Linked DNA regions of Homo sapiens: region 2 is linked to region 1. The links are chromatin loops, found by intact Hi-C in ENCODE. Cell type or tissue: GM12878. All regions are shown on one strand.

Region 1 (8,000 bases):
GCTTGGGTACAAGTGCAGGCATAGGCTCTATTAAGGGCTCTTCCAAAAGGCTTTCCTTTGCCTATTTATTTCACTTTATAGAAAGGCAAATGGTCCAAATAAATATTAAGCTGAGAAAGGAGCAGAAGTTTTGGAAGAACACAAAGGAGTGTTTGCCTCCAACCATTTTTTTCTTGCTCTGTGATATGGACAAGTTATTTAAGACATCTGAGCCTCAATTCCTTCATCTAAAACTTGAAGAATAAAATATATCCAATTTTCAGAGTCTTCGTGAGAATTAATGAAGTAATTTTTGTGAAGGCACACTACCCGACGTACAATAAACGCTAAACAAATGTCAGTTTATCTTCCTGACCTTTCATCCCCTGGTTCCTTTCCTATTTCCCCCTCCTCCCCTCATCTCCTTCTTACCTCTCCTTCCTGATTTTTTCACCTTTCCTTGCCCCCCCTCTCCTCTTCCCCAACTTCTTCCTGGCTCTCCCTTTATCTCCAGCCTCCTCCCACTTACATCCTCTCCATTCTCTCTTTCCCGCTCCCTCCTCTCCCCTTGGCCCTTCCTCATGCTTCCTCCTTTTCCCTCTCACTCAGTGTTCCAGGCCACCTTCTGGAAAATGAGTCCTCTCTTTGACATTTTCTCTGCTTAGGTCACAAAGTAGCTTTCATAATATGTCCCCTACAGTCTATTCATCACAGTGTTAACAATCAAGTCAACATTTACCTTTTTAAAAAAAGTTGTTGAAGAGCCACCAGGGCAGAAAAACATGCTGTTTCTGCCCCCAGCCACCTTATCCCCAACCCGTGTGGCTTCTAATATGTCTATCTGAATTTCAGTGAAGTTTTATTTTGAACTCTTTAATTACAGAAAGATACAGGAAGTTTATTCACTAACACAAATATATTCTACAAACACATACCATTTTTCCCCATAAAGTTTTTCTATAGAGATTTGCTGTTGCTTTAGAAATCACACACATATATGTCACAACCACCATCCCTGGCCACAGAAGACCTGAGCACTATCAGCCAGAAGCCTCAGAGCTTTCTCTGTGGCAAATGTTGTTGCCCTCTTACCCACAGTTCCTCTGGCTAGAAGCAGAGCTTATGAAATGTCTGCCACTTCACACAGATGCCTTCAAAGCTTCCCTTAGTAGCCCACCGTGTGAGTAGGTCTCATCAGAGGGAATAAGCTAAATGTTACTCCCTGCAGCTTGTGTCCTGAAAGAACCTATTCCTTGAGTTGTGTCATTCACCAAGCCCTGAATAAACAGTATAAAAGACATGAGGACAGCACAGTGAGGCAGAGATAGACCAGCACTTACATACCTGTCATTGCAGGTAATTAAATAAGCTGTTCATTCCAGAAAAAAAACAGCTGGTGGGAAAATGTGTCCAAAGGGCAAAACTATGCCTTCTTAAGCTATTTCCTTTTAACTTGGGTTTTTCCTTTATGGAGATAAGAAGCTGGAAATGGGATGGAATTTGACGCTGAAGCTAAGCTTCTGGGTTTTTTTTCACAGTTGGCTTGATAAAAATAGAACATACATATGTGATATATTTGAGTACAACAAAGAATAAAATAAGAGGAAGTGAGACTTAAAAGTGTGTCTGTGCTTTTTATTTTTGTAAAGAACTAATATACTAAGTTGAAGGGACCACTTTCATTTAAGAATTTCCTCCAGGGTAAAGAGTACCCTTTTGCTTTGGCACTTTTACTTGCCATGGTAATTTTTTTTAACCAGTGCTGACTCTGAACTTTATGCTACTCCTGTAGCTTTATTCTTCACTATGGTTTATTTGTCCTGAGAGAGAATTATTTCTGAACTCTGCATGGGGGTCAGTATTAAATGCTAATAAGGAAGGGGCTCAAACTCAGCCACATCTTTTGGGGAACACAGAGCCCTCTGGGTAGCTGCAGCCACATGGCCAACACTCAGCATCTTTGGGGCCCCTTGCTATGATTGGCAGTGATGTCCAGAAGCCCTCAGATGGAAACACAGATTTCCGAAAGTTGCCATGATAACTTATTGACCAAAATGAGTCATAAGAGTTCCTCCTGCTATAATCAGACAACCTGTGGAACCAAATCTAATTGTCAACTCTGGCTTCCAGTACCCCAAAGGTATTTGAGCCCTGGGCCTAGATCACTTAGCATATCTCTTGTTAACTTACACAAAAACCACGTCTACAGAAAAGGGGTAAAGAAGACAACATTTCTCACACTTGGTTCGCAGGGTGTGGTTTGCGGGACAACAGCAGCAGCTTCATCTGGAAGCTTGTTAAAAATGCAAAATCCTGGACCCCCATCTCAGAGCAGTGAATCAGAATCTACATTTTGACAAGATTCTCAGGTAATTTGTGCACATGTTAAAGGCTTAGAAATACCTGAACAAGGCCGGGTGCGGTGGCTCACACCTGTAATCCCAGCACTTTGGGAGGCTGAGGTGGGTGTATCACGAGGTCAAGAGATGGAGACCATCCTGGCTAACATGCTGAAACCCCGTCTCTACTAAAAATACAAAAATTAACCACGCATGGTGGCGGGCGCCTGTAGTCCCAGCTACTTGGGAGGCTGAGTCAGGAGAATCGCTTAAACCCAGGAGGCAGAGATTGCAGTGAGCAGAGATCACGCCACTGCACTCCAGCCTGGAGACAGGGCAAGACTCTGTCTGAAAAAAAAAAGAAAGAAAGAAAGAAAAAAGAAAAGAAAAAGAAAAAAAGAAATACCCAAACACTGGTTCTTGACTCTGGCTACCCATTAGAATTACCTATGTTGCTTTTAAAAAACAGATTCCTGGCTCTAACCACAAAGAGTTTGATTTAGTTTGTGTGGGTAGCACACATACAGAATCAGAAACTCTGGGGGTAGGGCCCAGCAACCTGTGGTGCTTCTGATACCAGCTAAAGTTCGAGAACTACTGCTCTAGTCTAGTCGACAAAGGACCCAGCATTGGCTGAAGTAGGGTTTAAGCAAGAAGGAATGTGCATATAGTTATGTATAGGTGTATAACAAGATGTGTATCAATATCAACCTTCCTCCTGGAGACTCATCATCTTCTTTCCACTTCAAATACTCCTCTATGTTTTAAAACCATACTAGTTGATGGACATATCACTTTCTGATTAGAATAGGCTCCCCAAAATGCCGTCTATTCTATCATTTCTAGTTTAGCTTAGAGATATCATTGTGAAGGATTTTATTCCTCAGATATCATTGGCATATCTCAGTTTCATGAGTCTGAGCTTGGGAAAAGAATAATTGTTGGTTACAAGAGCAGATCACAATTGTAGGTCTTGTGAACCATGAGCTGAGACAGAAGTTCCTCCCTCAAGACTACAGACAATGTGTCCCATGGAAAAACTACCTAATGTTTTTCCTCATTTTGCTTAAACATGGTTGTTGTGTTCAGAAATCAGAGCTTTATACTGCAACACAAAACCAGCTCCATATATAAGCCATAAGAGCAGCACTGTGCTGTTTTAACCACATTTATAAAAAACAACTGATAATCTACTATCTGACTGTGGAGAGGTGGTACCTACTGACAATAAAATATCGTATATGAAATAATGAAAAAAGAAAGTTTTCTGTTATTAGAAACTGTTTCTATATCTTAATGCTGCTGCCTAGGTGGCTGATGGGGCAATACTTTACAGAGTTATATGTACAACACCTATACTCTAGGGTTTATGTATTTAGACTACAATAATAGGTCTGCATTTATCTAACACGTAGTTAACACTGTCTTTATAAAGACACTTTCTGAAGTAAATATAAAGAGTGAGACTTGGGCTGAGATAAACTGAGTTCTTTACTTCACTGCTTAACTATCTGGCTTTGAACAAAACAAATTCTCAGACTCTTCATTCCCTTTTCTCTGAGACTGGAATATTTCCATATGACTTCTCCTAGAAGCATATCCTGATATAAAAATTTTGGTGAAATAGTTTATTTGGAGGACAAATTCAGGAAACACTGATTAGGGAATGGCAAGATGAGACTGAAAAAAGGAAGCTAGAAAGTGATGTATTATTGAGCAGGTAACCATTGTGAGCAACTGAGGTTCAATCACTCTAAGGAGCTCCAGACGACATTACAGAACATGACTTATGAGTTGCACAACCTAACAAAGAAGAAGCTGGATTATTCATCCTCCAAGTCCCATCTGTCCCAATGGCTAAAGGCTGCACCCAGAGATGTTAACCATACATCTGGCCTGTCCTTATGCAAATATAAAGACAAAACATTAGCAGAGAGTCCCAGGAATTTGCAGTAAAATGTCTTAGGCAGAGCCTGGAACCGTGAGTGTGTATGAGAAGAGCACAAAAAGCATCTGCTACATGAGGTATGTATGTATCAGGTCCAGTCAAAAGACAGAAACCACACAGTAACTTGAACAGGAAGTGCTTAAAATAAATAATTATTATTATGGAACATAGGTTTCTAAGAAAAGATGAAAGAACATCCTGTGGTGGAGAAAGGGTACCCAAGGAAGGAATAAATTTGGAAAGTTTCCAAGGCTAGGATACAGACTTTCTGAAAAAGGGGTAGACATAGCCCAATAAGAGGTTTGCTGGGTTGCCTGGATAAGAAGTGGTCCATTGTCACTGGACTGAGGCCAGAGGGAAATGCATGCTGGGCAAACAGCAAATCCACCCAGAGGTTCAAGTGGACCAAGGTTGGTGTGAGAAATGGCTCTGGTGTTCAACACACCACTGGTCACTCTGTACCACAGGAGCCAATCAAAGAAGCAGGACACAGAACCCACGAAAAAAGCCCTTTCCTCTGCAGTGTCTCTCCAGCACCCTCTACTGACAAAGAGGAAATATTTACAAGATCCAGTTCAGTATCACAAGCAGTAGTATCACAAGCAGAGCAATGAAGGGTAGATTCTGACCACTGACACAAGGAAATACTATTTACATAAGATCATTCGATATGAAGTAAATGGAATAACGTATTAAAATTACTTTTTAAACAGTAAAGTTCTCTGTGTTAATCTGTTTAGTGTTTCTGTGACAGAATATCTGAAGCTGGGTAATTTGTAAAGAAAATAAGTCTATCTTGTGATTTTGCAAGTGGGAAAATACAAGAAGCATGGCAGTGGCATTCTCTCAGTTTCTGGTGGAGGTTTTCCTGCTGCCTCATAACATGGGAGAAGGTCAGAGGGGAAGCAGAGAAGCAAAGATTCATAACCTGAGGGCCGGCACATCCTGGCTTTATAACAACCCACTCTGCAGGAACTAAGGCATTCCCATGAGAACGAATCCGAATCTCATCTTGCCTGAGTGAGAACTCACCAAACCATTTATGAGGGATCCACCACTGTGACCCAAACACTTCCCACTAAGCCCCACCTCCAATGCCTCCACACTGGGAACCAACAATTTCAACATCAGTTTTAGGGGGGACAAACTCAAGCCATATCCAAACCATAGCATTCTTGATATACTTGGTGTGAAAGTAATTGCAGTTTTAAAAGACATTACTTTTAATGTAAAAAAAAAACTCAATTACTTTTGCACTAACCTAATAGTATTTTTAAAATGAGTGCTTGTATGCAAAAACATCATCAGAATTACTATTTATAATAAAACTATGTTTTTCACTAACATGGTTGATTTATTATATTTTTAAAGCTATCTTTAGCATATGGTCTTTTAAACAAGGTTTTCTTCTCTGTAAAAATGTCATAAATTGACTCCCATGTCCATACACATTTTTCATGGCCTAAAATTCCTTTAATGGGGATCAAGTCTTTCTTCTACAGTTACTGATAAGTGCAATATATTTATTTTAATCCACAGAATACAAAGGCTCTAGCATATTTTTATTTCTTTTACAGAAAATTTTGATAGACAATGGAAAAAGTGAGGAAAATGGTCTATGTACAAAATGAAAAAGCTATTACTGGGCAGTTAGACTGTCCTTGCTTCTCTCCCTCAAAACTCTTCAGGAAACCGCATCTTTTTCTTTCACCCTAGTTAGCACAGAGTCAGATCAGTGCAAAAAAAAAAAAAAAAAAAAAAAAAAAACATTATGAAGCTGGAAACCCCCATTCTAAGCAAACTATCACAAGGACAGAAAACCAAACACCACATGTTCTCTCTCATAGGTGGGAGATGAACAACGAGAATACATGGACACGGGGCGGGGAACATCACACACTGGGGCCTGTCTGGGAGTTGGGGGCTGGGGGAGGGATAGCATTAGGAGAAATACCTAATGTAAATGACGAGTTAACGGGTGCAGCAAACGAACATGGCACATGTATACCTATGTAACAAACCTGCGCATTGGGCACATGTACCCTAGAACTTAAAGTATAATAATAAAAAAAATTGTTTGGGGAATTACAAAAAAAAAATTGAATTGAAATCCTCTAATTTATCACACTCTTCTTTCTTATTCTCCTCACTAGTGATATGTCAATTAAAATATCTCCTTGAGAGGTCTTTATCACATACCTATCCAATTAACCTTTCCTCTAAATGAATTAATCTCTTGACCCATCAATGTGCTTCTGGCTATTAATTTATTGTTTCCTTTCAGTTACCAATGATGTTCATAGTCACTTATAACTCTTAGAAATAGAAAACCAATCTGTCGTCAGGTCTGCCGATAGGTCAGAACATCCTTTGTTCTCCCTTCTCTTTATTTCGTGAAGTTTTAAAGGCTATCAAAGGGATGTAATAGTACAGCATAAGAGACAGGCACAGAAACAAAAAGACAAGAGGTAAGCATGGATAGAAACACAATTTCTGTTTTGAGAGTTGTGTACATGTCAAAGTAATTGGCATTTTAAAGGGAACTGTAACAAAATGGTCAAAGATGGCTAGATAAACATTGGTCAAGTTCATTGTGGAGGTAATGAATGGGATGAATTACATTCGGCCAGGTGATTTCTGAAATGTTTTCTGGCTTGAGATGCTCCAATCATTGGGGAAAGGAGAGAGGCAAGTCTAAGAAAAACTTTCATGTATGACTTGGACTCTACTCAGATGTAACCAAAATTAAAACTCATCGTCCATACGAGCAGAGAAGGTGACTATCTGGTCACAAAAGTGAGAAACCATTTGGATAGTAAATAGTCAAGTAGCTCATGCCCCAACTCTCGAAGCTAAAACAAACCCAGCATCTAGAACTAACAAAGAGAAAAGTTGAATCCCTATATCCTTCTGATACTAGGACTGATTCCGGATCAGTTACTTCACCTGACTCTTTCTGGTGTTAAACAGAAGGGCTGTGGAAGAGACAGCAGGCAGATAAAAGGTAAATAGAAATGAAAAGTAGTATACTTGAGAAGTATGCCCACCTCATGCACCCAGGATGCCCACAGCTCTGGGAAGATGTGAGCCGAACCATCAGGGTTTGTGGGAATGGGCCTCTATATTGGGGTTCAATGATCTTCCTCCATGGTCTTCCATATTTTACCTTTTCCTCTTTTCATATCAAAATAGGAGGATGTTTATTGACTGTCTACTATATGCCAGGTACTTTAGATATGCGGTCTCATTTAATCTTCCCAACAACTCCATAAAATATGCTTTGTTATTGCTCTGTCATGAATGAGAAAGCAGAGGCTGAGAAACTATGCAATTTTCTGCAGCAAATAGGAAGCACAGTGCCTTTAGATTCCAAAAACCATACTCAGCACAACTCCACGGTGTCACTAGATCTCTCTCAGACTCTCCTGGATGTTTGTAAGTACATAGTCTACCCTGCCCTGAACCCAAACTTGGTAAACAAATCTTGAAAAAGCACATACATCTGCAAAGCACCTTAAAATATGAGTGTTTTTATTTGTCTCCTGATACACCTGTAGTACTATCAGAGCATAAAATATAAAATGAGGCTTATTCTATAGAGGAGGATATTGAGGTAAGATTAAACAAAGAGTCTAAACTGGAAAGACATGAAAATAGTTGATATTTAATGGGTACTTATAAAGTAACAGGCACTATACTTGAAGCTTTAGATATCAATTCATTTTGTTCTAACA
Region 2 (8,000 bases), 180 kb before region 1:
AGTAACTCACATGCTAAAATAAGTGATAGTCAATGGATTTTTTAAATTCAAAAATATGCCAGTTATAGAATTAAATCTAATACAAAATTACTAGAGGAATTGGAAAAAAGATCTGTTATGTAAATACTAACCAAAAGAAAAGAGGTGCAAGAATATAAATAGCTGAGATATAAAATTTAAGACGAAGATACTAATAGGGCTAGTAAGTAATATTATATGTTAATAAAAGAAACTATTAAGAAGATATAACCATAATAAATATATGTACTTATATATATATGTGTGTTGTGTGTGCATGTGTATATACATAGAGAAAGAGAAACTTATTTTAGAAAATAAAAATAGCTATAATAACACGCAGTATCAGAAACTGATAAACTAGCACATCAATATTTTTAGACTATAGGAGATTTGAAAAACGTGATCGACACCTGATACAATATCGTTTAAGTAGAATTCCTCAACCGTGGGACGACTGAAGTTTGGGGCTGGATAATCGTTAGTTATGGAGGCTGCCCTGTATATTGCAAGATGTTTAGCAACATCTCTGATCTCTACCCACTAAATGCCAGTAGCACCCACTGCCCAGTTGTGACAATCAAAATTGCCTCTAGATGTTGCCAATTTATGCATTTATTATAATTTCCAAGACATATTGTGAAATGAAATAAGCAAGATTAGTTGTGTATATATAGTATGCTAACGTTTATATACAAAAGGGGTGGGGAAAGAGTATGTGTGTGTATATTTACTTGACAATGCTTAGGTTGTCTTTGGAGATTTAAATAAGATATTGCTGAGCTTCTTTGCTTCCAGAGAGAACCACAAGGTACTGAGCACAGAAAAGGGAAGATTTTACTGGATACCTTCTGTGAACTTTTGAGTTTTGAGCAGTATAACTGTAATGCCAAATAGAGAATAAACAAAATTAGAGTAAAAAACATACATATAAGAGTTAAGTGATTACTCCAGAATTTTTAAAAAGCATGAGCAAAAGCCTAAAGGAGGTCATAAAGATAAGGACAGAAATTATACCCTAGATAGCAAATGAAAATAAGAACAATGTGGCAAGACTCAATCAAATTTGAAATGCACATACCCTAGGATTCAGCATTTATTCTTTTTTAGGTGGAGAATCACTTGCAGACATGTGCAAAAGGTTTGCTGGGTTATTGTTTGCAGGAGCAAAATAATGGAAACAAAGTCTATATTCACCGAATAGTAGAGTATAAATCAAGTGTGGTGGATGGGTGGATGTATATAATGAAAAACTACACAGTAGAGAAAAAAGAATATAGAGCAGGGATTGGCAAACCAAGTGTCAGAGGCCAAATCTTTCTCCCTGTTTTTATAGATAAAAGTTATCGTTAACACAATTACTCATATTCTTTTGTATATGTTTTATTGTTGCATTCCCACTATATCAGCAGAGTTGAGTGGTTGCAACAGAGACTGTGGCCAACAGAGCCTAAAATCTTCACAATCAGTCCTTTAAACAAAAAGTTTGCCAACCCCTGGTCTAGGACAATGTTTTCTAACCCAACATTGCCTTTTCCATAACAAATATTTTATAATGCCTTCTTATTCTCTACCTAGTCATCTTAAAAATAAAATTGATACAATTTTATATATCTCTGATACTGTAATATCAGAGACAACATAAAAGAAATCATTTATAATAATTTCTTGTGTATTTCAATTCATAAGGGCTGTAGCGTTAGGATACTAAAATGCATAATGAGATAAATACTTGCAGTTAGTTATAATGAACAAACTTGGATTTACAATAATTCCATTGAGGAAGTACAGGCAAATTAAAAGAGTAGAGGTACAAGTGGACATAGAATAAGAACTAGTATTATGATGAGTATTCATTTAAGCAGACATTAATATATGACAACAGAAATTGGGAAATAGCTAACTCAGGTAAGGATAGCATGCTAAGACAAATTTCAGTCTATGAAAATAGAAAAAATGAGGAAACTGAGTCTTCTGGCAAATTTGTTGGCCCTTATCCCTATATGTAGTATTCTAACAATTCCTGTGCTCAGACCTGGAGTGAGATAGTGATGAAATCAAAATAAATAAATAATAACAGGAGAAACATTTGAGTGGGGAAAAACAACAAGAAAAAGAAGTCATGAAATTAAGTTTTCCTAATGGTTTTTCAATAGAATCATGGATTTTTTTCTCTCATGTATTTCTTCATTATTTAAAATAAAGGAGATCCCACATTTTTCTGCCCAAACAGTTGAAAGTCTTGTGGAGTAAAGGGCTATCACATTGGGTAGATTATCCTGTCCAGGCCAGAACATCTCACGTCCTTGCCCACTACACACCAGTAATGTTCCCAATCATTATAACTCAAAATACTCCATACATATTTGGCATTTATATTCAATGCTGTATTTTGAGGTTATTTCCTACATCCACTTGAGTAGTTCTAGTTTGCCGATTCTCAGAGGAGCAATACCAACCATGGGAGATACTTTAGAAACACATGGGTTTGACTTTAACTCACCAATCGGCATTACTATTATTTGGTATAGCATTTGTGCTTGTAATACCAATTTACATATTTGCAAATGGAGTAAAAATTAAACAAATGAGCAGAATTCCCATTGGTGCAGCATTTCTTATAAGCATATATACACATTTTCATTGTTTGTAATTATTTTTTCTCCTTTTGCTTAAAATGCTTTATTAACCAATACTTCTATTAACTTACAAATACCCAAATTTTTCTATCTCAGAATCTTTATTTCTGAACATCATTTAATTTTTAGTATTAACTTTAGTGACATAATTAGGGCAGGTATATATTTGTATACATAAGGAGAAAGGGAGGGAAAGTAAGAAGTTGATACAAGATCTGGTTAATTACTGACGAAGCTAGAGCTAAAACCCTGAATGTTTCATTTGTAAATGGGCAAAGAAGTAGCATTATTGTGAGAATTTGGTGAGGTAATTATATCAAGAAATCAGCTCACTCACTGTTCAATCAATAATGATGATTATTGTCGATAATGTAGGGGAGGAAAATCTTCCTTCTATCTTCTTAGATTCTGTGGCTGAGAATTAAACTAATGTAAGACAGACTAACAGGGCAAAAAAGCATACAAATTTTATTAAATATTTTTCCATACACACAGGAGTCTTCATAAAGAAAATAAAAATCCAAATAAGCTGTTAGGCCCCAAAGCTTAAATAGCTTTTTTAAAAATGTGTTAAACATTGTGAGGATGTGACAAGACAGGGGAAGTAAATTGTGGGGCAGTGACTAGGAAATATATGGGGGAAATTAATGGAGGATGAGTTGTTTTAGTAGATTGGTTTGTCCAGATTCATCTCAGCTTCAACTCCCAGTCTTCAGTGATAAGAATGTTCTTTTCTTTCTGATATGGGGAAAGCACCTGTCTCATGGGAAATTTTATGATTTGCATTTAGAAGAGGGTCAGGGAAACTTTCCTGCACCTGCTGTTTCTCAAATACCTTCAGCTATAAATAATCAATATAACAAAGCAGCGTATCTTGAGGTGGCATGTTCAAGGTCATCAAGCCTGTATTTCCTCAGTATTTGTTTTTGTTTTTGTTTGTTGTTTGTTTGTTTGAGACAAGGTCTCACTCTGTCATGCAGGCTGGAGTGCAGTGGCACAATCACAGCTCACTGCAGCCTCAATCTCCCAGGGTGATGCTCCTACCTCAGCCTCCCAAGTAGCTGGGATTACAGGCATGTGCCATCACGCCTGGCTAATTTTGTTGTTTTTTTGTAGATGGGGTTTCCCCATTTTGCCTAGGCTAGTTTCCTGAGCTCAAGTGATCCTCCCCCCTTAGCCTCCCAAAGTGCCAGGATTACAGGCATGAGCCACTGTGCCCAGCCTCCTTGGTTTGTTTTAATATCTACTGTTTTTAGAAAATTAGCATCCTTTGAAACATACTTAATAATCCAGCTAATCTTGGGACTAAGATACACCAGAACATTGCACAACTCAAAGCTTTCAGGAACACAAGTGTCTGAGGATTCATTTACTACTTAAAGGAGCGGAGGCTTTTTCAGGTACTTATGCAGACTTGGCTCAGCATCTTTCTGAAAAGCCAAGAGAAGGTCTCTTAAAGACCATCATCTTGTATCTACCTGTCAGGCATCCTTTATCTGCAGTACTCTAGGGACTGACATGCATTGAATGATGTCAAACAACATTAGAAGTAATCATTCCAGTTATCTTCTCTCTTCCAATCTTCCATCAGCACTTCTAAGAACAAGGAAAAGAGCTGATCAGCATTTCAGCTCCCCCTCCTTTTTTCCTGAACAGCTCTGAAGAGGCCTGAAAGGCACAACTGGGACTTCCAGTAACACAGTCTAGAAGCAAGTCATTAGCTAAAGGCTTAATCACCAGCTTGAGTATTCAAGAGGTCTCTTAACAACAGCTTCATAATTTTGCTGGATCTGAGTTCAATATTTAGTATCATTTACAAATACATACTTGCTTCAAAAAACTTTTCTCCAAATCTCCTCTTTATTGTGCATAACCTATATAATCTCCGTTTCGTGTTAAATGGAACTAAGGGGTAGTGCTCTTGTACCATTGAACTCTACTCATATCAATGCTTGTTACACTAGTAGCCCCCAAAAAGGTACTTTAATTCTAGGATTCTTGGATGTCTTTTTCTATCAGGGTAAATACACAAACATCAGTGGGCCCTGAAAGGGTATGGACTTTTTAATGTTATTTCATTGTATAAGCAAATCCCAATTTATAGTATAGTCATTTTCCTGAAAACTGCAAAGATGTCATTTCCTCCTTAGGTAAAATGGCTAAAATTAAAGATACTGACTTGGATACTGAAGGCAAAGACATCTAATAATAAATAAAGTTGAAGTTTTATGATGAGGAGAAAATTAAATTAAATTTTACCCCTGAATTGCTTGGACATTCTGGTATACCCTGACTACATAGTTAAGCTTTGATTAGTTAACATCCATTCGTCTCTTAGTGTTTGGCTCCCTCTCTCCCTTCCTCTCTTCCTCTTTAAATCTCATTTTTCCTCCTCCCCTACTACTAACATAGTCAGATTCTCCCACCTATTCCTAGTACACCTTTTAGATATAAGGTGGCAATGGAGGTCCGTATACCCATATACCCCCACGTCTTCATGCCCACGCCTCCACAACACAAAGCCTTAAGCGTGTTGAGGAGACTCCTTCCAGTTATTCTGTTTAGCCATTCACGCTAATCTAGGATTGAGTAATAGGGTCTCTCACTAACAATGACTCAATACGGCATTCATGGCTCGGATTTGACCTTTGTCCCACAAAGCTATTTATAATGCAGCTATGAGAATATTTACAGTGTCTGTATGCCAAGATAATATATTTGGAACATTTATTAAATGGAATGTATTATATTGAGCATTGATCTTTGACTAGAAATGAATCACTGCCGACTTGGTTACTGGCCAGCTATTTTTTGGTGAATAAATCTAAGCCTGCGTATATAGCAATAATTATACAAAAAACAGAAAACTACACTACCACTTCAGATTCCCAGTGAGGTGTAAGGTAGTAAGTGTCTTATCTCAAAAATGTAGGGATTTTACATGTCAGAATATCTTGGTGGGAAAAGACCGTGCATTGAAAAGTAAGGTACTGTTTTCATCATTCTTATTAAGAGCTCTCAAATTAGGTGACTTTAAAGTACCTACTTAAGCACTTAAGCAAAGATTAAAATTGCATTTGTTTTACAAATCAACTGTCAGTTCACGTATTGCTTCATTAGGCTTTTCAGAATTCACTATGGGAAGATGAAACGCTATCATAAATTAACTATTGAACGGATACCCAGGATGTGTAACCACTACATTTTCCTTAACCATATGAAACTGCAGAGCAGACTATTTTTCATTTGATTGTTTCAAACATAGCAATGGATGTTTCCTTAGGCAAGATGTAATAGGCTTATGTTTAATTATAAGAATTACTTTATTCACCATCACTTTCTATTAGACAGACTTACAGATTTTTGGAAATAATTCCACCATTCTTTACTGTAAGCAAAATCATACTCAAGGACAATGTTCTCGATAAACCTACAAATTACATTTTAAGGTATTTTCTTGTGATTTAATGTTCCTCTGTGCATATACTGTGCTAATTATCTAAACTTTAAAATAGAAGCAGTGGAGAAAAACAAATGTCTGTCAATTACAGCCATTCCAAAACAATGTCTGCTTCCATTTTAAATCTTTCTGTGTGTTGTTTTCTCTACTTGTTTTAATGTAGTTGTGCTGGTATTCTATGCAAACTTGGGGAATATTTTTTCTCATAACATTTTAATATAATTATTTCTCTGTGTTTTATAAATATTTATAAACATATTTAATATCTGCATAATATTCCATCATATAATGATTATTTAGTTTATATAACCGCATCTTAATTGTTACGCATTTAAGATGATTTTGATTTTTTGCCACTTAAATATAAAAATCGTAATGAACATCTCTATGAAAAATATATTTATTTACTAACTAAGCAAATACGTACTGAGTGCCTATCATTTGCCATGTACTGTTCTAGATGCTGGAGATAGGCCAGTGAAGCAAATAGACACAGGTTCTTGCCTTCATATGATTTACATCCTGATAGGAGACAAACAGTAAACAAAACAATTAATTTAAATGGCATGCTTGATAGTGACAGGTTGCACGTAGAAAAATAAAGCAAAGAAGGGGGAAGGAATGGGCTGCAATTTTAAATCAGTGGCCACGCAAAGTATAATTGAGAATATGACATTTAAATAATGACAGAAGAGAAATAAAGAAGCAATCAACTGTATCTCTTGATGAAGAACATTCCAAGCAAAGGGGACAGCCAGATGCTTTACTCCCACATTTGGAGTTCTTTTAAGAAGCAGTGGAATTATTGGGCCAAAGAATGTTAATATATACAGCTTATAACACATCTTTTTTTAAAAAAATTACATTATCCTTCGAGCATTTTTGGTCAGTGAAGCTCTAGTTGAAATGCCATTTGTCCATGCTAATATTTCCATAGTAATAGCTACTGTGAAATATTATAGGTTGTATGCTGCTTTCTGAATTTTTTATACTAGTTAAAGTCGCTTAATTTGATGGAGTAATTCAGATACTATAATATTCATATTGCATTATTGTTACTTATTCCTATTTTTTCCTTAGGTTTAATGCCACAAGGAAAATGAAGTTGTATTTGTCTGATGGATTCAAAACTTATTTCACAGTGTACCTGAATGTTTAAATTTGAAATATTTGAGATGGCAAATATGAAGGAAAATTGTCTTAGCATGTGTCTGAGAATGATTCTGCCTTATGACATATATTACTGTAAATAGACTATGAGAAGAGCATGTGCTCATAAAATATGAAATAGTGGTGCTTGTTTTGAACAAGGCAGGGATATTAAGAATGGAATGTTACTAAATTTAGAAACCCAGGAGAAAATTGTGAGTTCTTGATTTAGAAACTTAATGTAATGAAAGGGTTTTTTTCCCTCTTACCAAACGAGTTCTGCTATGTCATTCTCTCTTCTTTCCACTTTTCAAGTATGTTTTCTTAAAGTATAAAAAAATAAAATAAAATTCTACTCTCAAAATAGAAAAGGCATTATTCACATGGTTTGTATTTTCCATCTCAGTCCATGGTGTTAGCATTTCCTATTGGAATAACCTCCTCTTCCCGTCACTCCAATAGTTTTAAGATCAGTAAATACATAAGTAATAAATGATAAAAACAAATATATATTGAATATAGTGAAAAGTTATTTAAATATTTTTAGATGACAGAAAACATTCTGGCTACCTGTGTGTGGATGTAAGTCTTTATGTAGTCAATGTATTAAATATTTGTTGAGGACCAAAATGATGTCACCCAAGAGAGCTGATGTGGCAATTACTTAGAAGCATAGAAGACCCTTCAGGGTCTTGACTCCTTATTTCTATCCTTTTCTCCATCACCACTTGCTC

Evidence for each region. A loop is a pair of places that touch in the nucleus more often than their neighbours do. Peaks named below come from ENCODE experiments on the same cell type or tissue, not always from the same donor. Only the 100,000 strongest peaks of a DNase experiment are listed, where the experiment ranks them.
Region 2: it touches region 1 in a loop (4-fold over the local background); 2 of 110 quality-filtered maps call a loop at or near these places.

The regions. Positions count from the first base shown.
Region 1 is chr3:19,538,633-19,546,632 of GRCh38, forward strand. No RefSeq gene overlaps it. Among named protein-coding and RNA genes, the nearest start is that of MIR4791, 230 kb to the left of the region's middle. RefSeq lists enhancers at 2,072-2,181, 4,184-4,273 and a silencer at 2,795-2,964. In GM12878, a CTCF peak has its summit at 4,806 (motif pointing left); DNase peaks (open chromatin) are centred at 1,479, 2,029, 4,319 and 4,589; H3K4me3 peaks cover 920 bases; H3K27ac peaks cover 2,918 bases.
Region 2 is chr3:19,359,072-19,367,071 of GRCh38, forward strand. All of the region lies in intron 5 of KCNH8 (potassium voltage-gated channel subfamily H member 8), which reads left to right. Among named protein-coding and RNA genes, the nearest start is that of MIR4791, 48 kb to the left of the region's middle. In GM12878, no CTCF peak of the experiment used is centred here; a DNase peak (open chromatin) is centred at 3,460; H3K27ac peaks cover 1,326 bases.